Regions from separate parts of the Mus musculus genome. Here region 1 is linked to region 2. Evidence: chromatin loops called from intact Hi-C (ENCODE). Cell type or tissue: gastrocnemius. All regions are shown on one strand. Each heading gives the region's core, and the rest is flanking DNA. Links, peaks and the distances in the headings are about the cores only.

The links. A loop is a pair of places that touch in the nucleus more often than their neighbours do. Peaks named below come from ENCODE experiments on the same cell type or tissue, not always from the same donor. Only the 100,000 strongest peaks of a DNase experiment are listed, where the experiment ranks them.
Region 1: a loop joins it to region 2, with 9 times the contacts of the local background. A loop is called at or near these places in 10 of 42 quality-filtered maps.

Annotation. Positions count from the first base shown.
Region 1 is chr9:54,603,912-54,606,828 of GRCm38, forward strand. It overlaps Idh3a (isocitrate dehydrogenase 3 (NAD+) alpha), which reads left to right. Exons shown (of 11, transcript NM_029573.2): 11 at 1-751. It overlaps Acsbg1 (acyl-CoA synthetase bubblegum family member 1), which reads right to left. Exons shown (of 14, transcript NM_053178.2): 14 at 1,086-1,565. The coding sequence ends at 1,480. Among named protein-coding and RNA genes, the nearest start is that of Idh3a, 19 kb to the left of the region's middle. In gastrocnemius, for the core only: a CTCF peak has its summit at 1,194; a DNase peak (open chromatin) is centred at 1,190.
Region 2 is chr9:54,551,279-54,554,195 of GRCm38, forward strand. All of the region lies in intron 2 of Cib2 (calcium and integrin binding family member 2), which reads right to left. Among named protein-coding and RNA genes, the nearest start is that of Cib2, 7.5 kb to the right of the region's middle. In gastrocnemius, for the core only: a CTCF peak has its summit at 1,283; a DNase peak (open chromatin) is centred at 1,351; H3K27ac peaks cover 488 bases.

The DNA of each region.
Region 1 (2,917 bases), core at 186-2,685, 53 kb after region 2:
TACTATTAATAAAAATGTAAGCTCCAAGAAATCCATAATGAATGATGTAATTTTGTTACTACATCGGTAATCCTTGTCAAGGCCCCGGATGCTCTCTGTGTATTTGATTCTTTTGTTACCTTGAGATTCACTATTTTGGGGGAAGAGCTTTCAGATAAGGGAGATCACTCCTCACTAGACAGATCGTCAGCATTGCGAGCTGTCAGCCATGAGAGCCAGCCACTGCAGATCCCCTCCCACGTGGCCACACTCCAGCCAGTGCTGCAGGTGACCCTGGAAAGGCCTGGCTGCCCCTTGACTTTCCCTAAAGCAACCAGTCACTGCCTTCTGCCCCAGTAGCACCCATTACAGACTTAATTGCCGAGGTGGAGCTGACTCAGCCCACGCTCATACAAATCAGGCCAAGCGGGGGCCTGTGTTACCAGCTGCTGACCATCAGGTTCTGCCCCTCATTCTTCCCACAGCCTCTGCTCCACAGCATGAACCTAGCCTTTGGCCCACACCAAAGCCAAGCTGTCTTCCCTTAGCCCTTGCACTAGTTTGCAAACTCGTGGCTTTGCATAATGTACCCTGGTCCCAAGGGGATTTCTTAACAACAGATGTCCCTGTCTGGGTCATTTTTTTAAAGCTTTTATTTGGACTTACAATCTTCTGTGTATTTTACTTTAAAACTGCTGCTTTCCCTGTCTCACTGGATTGTTCTGGTTAGCAGTGGCTTTGGGTTCACAGTAATAAAGAACTTAAGAACTGACTGAGGCGTTTGCATTCTCTGCGTATTTCCTGGTCAGGTACCTTAGGGCATTTTAGCTTAGCCTGTTGAAATAGGTGGTAATAGAGTTGGCTGCTTCCACCAGACCCCATCCTTCACCCCGGTAGGCCGCTGATGATGTACTAAAGGATACTAAAGTTCTGTGAGTTAACTGTCTATGTTCTGTCCCACCTGCCCATTGACAAAAGACATCCGGTACTTGTTGCAGATCTGTTAAAAGGTTTAATACTGAAAATTACATATTAAATACAGTCACATAGGCAGCAGCAGTTTATTAAGCATCAAGCCTCTTGTGTGTGAGGTGGCAGAGTGTGGTACTAGTTTCCAAGAAGCCAGAATTAAGTCAGGCGAGCTGTGACTGCTGTCTCTGCAGCACACATTAGTAATGGGATTGCCATCCCTTTCCCTCTCCAACAGCGCCCCCTGGGAGACCTGTGAACTAGAACCTTGTAGATCTGCCTGGACCTGAAGCCAAAGTGAGCGGTCCTTCTCTTTTGGAAGGAGAATGGTCTGGCTTGACACCTGAACAGGAGCAGTGGTTAGAATTGAAACTACTTGCACGTGAAGGCATTGGAGATGTCAGTGCTCTGCCCTGAACTAAAGGGTGGAAGCAGCTTGTCACAGGTTCTTTTGCCCACTGGAGACACCTGGCGCTCAGGAAGATGCTTGCCGGGCTGGTCTCCAGCAGAAGCCACAAGCATGGCTCCTGACTACTGTTTTTGCTCTTGATAAAAAGAATCGATGATATCTTTGTACTTCTCCAGAACCGTGAGCCGTTTCAATTTCATGGTGGGTCCTAAAAGAAAAATTGGAAGAAATGAGTGTGGCCTGGGTTTGGTTTCATGAGAAGGTATCGTTTGGAAGAGAATGACTCCTGTAGGGTCATGTGTTTGAATAACTGGTTTCCCAGTTGGTGGGGCTGTTTGGGAAGGATTAGAGTATACAGCCTTAGAGGAGGTGTAGCACTAGGGTAGGCTTGAAGTTTCAAAAGATTTCTTCCATTTTCTATCTCTGCTACTGTGGACTCATAACTATCTGGAACTATGAACCCATTGGACATTTTCTTTTATAGGTTGGCTTGGGTGTGGTGTTTTATCACAGAAATAGAAAAGTGACTTAGATGGCATGTGAGATCCAGAAGTCAGGTACTAAGCCAGAGAAGCAGGATACACTGTACAGCTTCTGAGGCAAGAGTCCTTTTAGCATTATCCCACATGAGCCCCTCTGTGTCACAGTGAACTAGGCTTAGTCTGCAGTCAGGTTACAGAGGACATGATGGGTGTCACTTCCAGGGGCAGAAGTGACTTGTTTCTTTCCATTACATAATGAAATACAGCCTTGACCTGTCCCCATTATGATCCTCCCTTGAATGAACATACCCTGTCTCAGAATACAGGGAGTATGGGTCATCCAGAAACCTTTTCAGATACCATCTTAGAGTTTTATTGCTGTAAAGAGACACCATGACCAAGGCAACTCCTATAAAGGAAAACATGTAATTGGGGCTGACTTACTGTTTCAGAAGTGTAACCCATTATCATCGTGGTGGGGAGCATGGCAGAATCCAGGCAGACATGGTGCTGGAGAAGGCCACACCTTCTAATAGTGCCACTCCCCATGGGCCATAAATTCAAACACGTGAATCTATGGAGGCCAAACCCATTCAAACCACAGATAACTAAGCTAAAAATTGCCCAAAGTCTTTCATAAAACTGTGTGGTATTTGCACAAAACCATGAAAATCCATATTCTTTAAGCCTTCTCTATACTACTCAGAATCTCAAATACAGCATAAATGCTACATAAATAAACTAGTGTTTAGTAATAATTAAAAAGTTTGCATAGTCAGGTCTTCATGGCCTGTAATCCCAGCTCCTCGGAGGCTGAGACAGGAGGATCACAAATTTGGGGCTTGTCTGAGTTACACTGAGTTCAAGGCCAACCTGGGGAATTTAGTAAGATCTTTTCTCAAAATTTAAAAAGAGAACCAGAGAGATTGCTCAGTGATAGAGCTCTTGCCTGGTGTTCTGGAGGCCCCAAGAGTCAATTCCAGTACTGAGGAGAAAGGGGGAGTGGGGGGCTCTACACAGTCCCAAGAATTTTTTAAGTTTTTGGTCTGATGTTGGTTAGATCCACAGGCGTGGGACC
Region 2 (2,917 bases), core at 124-2,623:
AGGGGGTGACCCCGTCTCAAAAACAAAACACCAACTAATGAACCAAAAGCCGACAAAGCCCAACTCCAAAACCCCCAAACCGAAAATCGATAAATAATAAATAGACAAAGAGAGATGGGGGGAGACTGATAAGGAGAGGGAAAAGGGGGGCGGGGACAAAGCCAGAGTCCAAAGACTGAAACAGGTACTGCAAAGGTTTGAAAACAGCCAACTCTCTAGCAAGATCTTGTCTTAACCACCTGCCTCCCACGCTCCCCACCACCGTAAGAAAACACAGACAGACAGACAGACAGAAAAGACACTGACACCAGACTGAGACGAGTTGAACCCAAGTATGAGTGAGATGTAGCCTGTGATACGCAGCGTTTGGAATCATTAGGAGAAAGATGGTTTCCTCTGAAAAGTCATAAACAGACCACAGGAGTGCCTGGCTCTCGCATGGTTTTTTTTTTTTTTTTAATATATTACATTTTTAGAAGAGAAGGAATTAAATTAAATTTTCAAATCTATTTGCCAACATTTACACACAGAAAGACGTCTACACGGCGCATTTGTTTGGTGATCTTGCTGGGGCTGGGAGCAGTTATTTCTGCAGCAATGATCCAGGGATTGGCCCACTTCCTTTACTCATGGTGCAGGTTAGCCCTTGCAGGCAGTTTAAGTTTCTGACACCCCGTGTACAACAAAGATAAATAAAAAGTAATTAAAATCGATTACATACATTCTTTTAAAGGTTAAGAAAATAAATAATAATCACTTAGCAAATTCCTCAGGGTGTCAAGTGGGTACGCTTGTTTTGGCTGAAGGGAACAGGATTCCTGTCCACTTGCTCAGGAACCAAGTGTCACTGAGGACAAGTGAGCTGAAGGGTGAATCCCTTACCCACAGGAAGCATGGAAGCTGACCGAGGTATGCAGATGGGCGGTGTCTCAGTTAGGTTTTTACTGCTGTGAGCAGACACTGTGACTAAGGCTACTCTTACAAGGATAACATTTAATTGGGGCTGCCTTGCAGGTTCAGAGGTTCAGTCTATATCATCAAGGTGGGAACATGGCAGCATCTAGGCAGGCATGGGGTAAGAGGAGCTGAGACTTCTACATCTTCATCTGATGCTAGTGGAAGACTGACTTCCAGGCAGCTAGGATGAGGGTCTTATAGCCCACACCCACAGTGACACACCTCCTAATAGTGCCACTCCCTGGGCTGAGCGTATGCAAACCATAACAGGTGGGATGGAAGATCTGTACCTAGAGAGTACTGGGATCTACAGGGCTTGTAGGTAGGGGGAGCAGTTGAGCAGGGGATCCTGGTTATCTGTGATCACACTGACAGAAGAACCTCCAGCTCGAGTTTCCTCCCTGCCATCTGGTCAGTACTCAGGGTGCAGCTTACCAAGGAGACAAGCAGCTGGCAGGTAGGGAAGGAGGGGGGCAGACCAACGGAGGCAGGGCCTGGCCACGCTGGTTCTACCACTGGCCTGCTAGACATTGGTAAGTCGTCTTTGCTCCTTACCATCTCTGCACCTCATTGAGACGTGAGCAGTGGAGAGGGGCTGGCCTGACAGGGATGCAGGGGTCAGTGACGTGGGCCTCTGCTGGGAGTGACACCCAGAAACAAGGCAGGAATCTGCTCAGGCAGGGTACCCAGATACCTGGGAGGTTCCTTCACCCCTGAGGGGACCTAATGCTTGTTTTTTCTCTAGTGTGGAAATAAAAGGTCAAGGCTGTCGAGACCCAGGCACCTTTACCTAAGTGCCCTTCATTTTCCAGAGACACCCCCCAAAGGCCTGTCAGACCACCCCAACTCTTGGCCTTGTCTTGAGCCATTGTTTCCTAAGGGTAACCGTGCTGATCTCAATAGAGATTGGTACATGGCAGTGTGGGGTAGGGGGTGAAAAGGAGACACAAGACTGTGCCTTTGTCTCTGCATTTTGCCAGCCTGGGACATCCTCCTGTGTCCAGTCCTCCCACCCCTCATCACTGGTGGCCAACAGGCACCACGGCCAGGTGCCAGGCATGGGAAGAGACATCTGAATTCTTCCCCAGATGGGAGCTGGTTACTGAGTATGGTTACTGTATGGATCTACAGAGCTTTGACTGGCTTTAAGAGCGTTATAAGTGCTGGGGTGGTAAGGAACTGGATCAGAATAGAAACACCGTGAGCCTCAGAGCACACGCAGCCCAGAATCAGCATGTACAAAGCTAGGGCTAAGAGGGTTGAAAGCACACCTCAATGAAGGATTCCTATGGAATTCCTACTGATAGAGGGCTTGTCCCAAGAACTCTGGAAGGTTAGAGTCAGCACTGAAAAATCCTCACTGAGGACACATTCAGGATAGTTCCAGTGGTCAGGAACTATCACTACTATAACTATACTGAACTATACTATACTATACTATACTATATATACTATACTATACTATACTATACTATACTATACTATACTATATATACTATACTATACTATACTATACTATACTATACTATACTATATATACTATACTATACTCTACTATAGTAGTAGTGATATAACTACAGTGGAACCAGAGCCCCAGAAAGGGAGGCTCCAGAGGGTCAAACCTCACTGAGGTCATAGAGCTCCAGGGCTGTGGATATGGGAGGAAGCTCAGGCCTGAGACCCAGTCTCTGACCCCCTTAGAGGTGAAAATGGGGTAGCCTGTGTCCACCCCAGTGACAAGGTAGAATGGTAGGCTGGAAGAGGAGCACTGTCCACACAGAGCGGTCAGGGGAGTGAAAAAAAAACGCCAGCACAACTCTCTGGGGAGGCTGCACCAGGCTGTAGCCCCAGCCCGAGCATCGATCTCCAGGGAAACTGATCTTGAGACTTTGCTGGCTTTTAGTGACACCGGATAGCTTAGGTAGAGGGGGCCAGCGATGGCTGCAGGTTTCCTAGCATC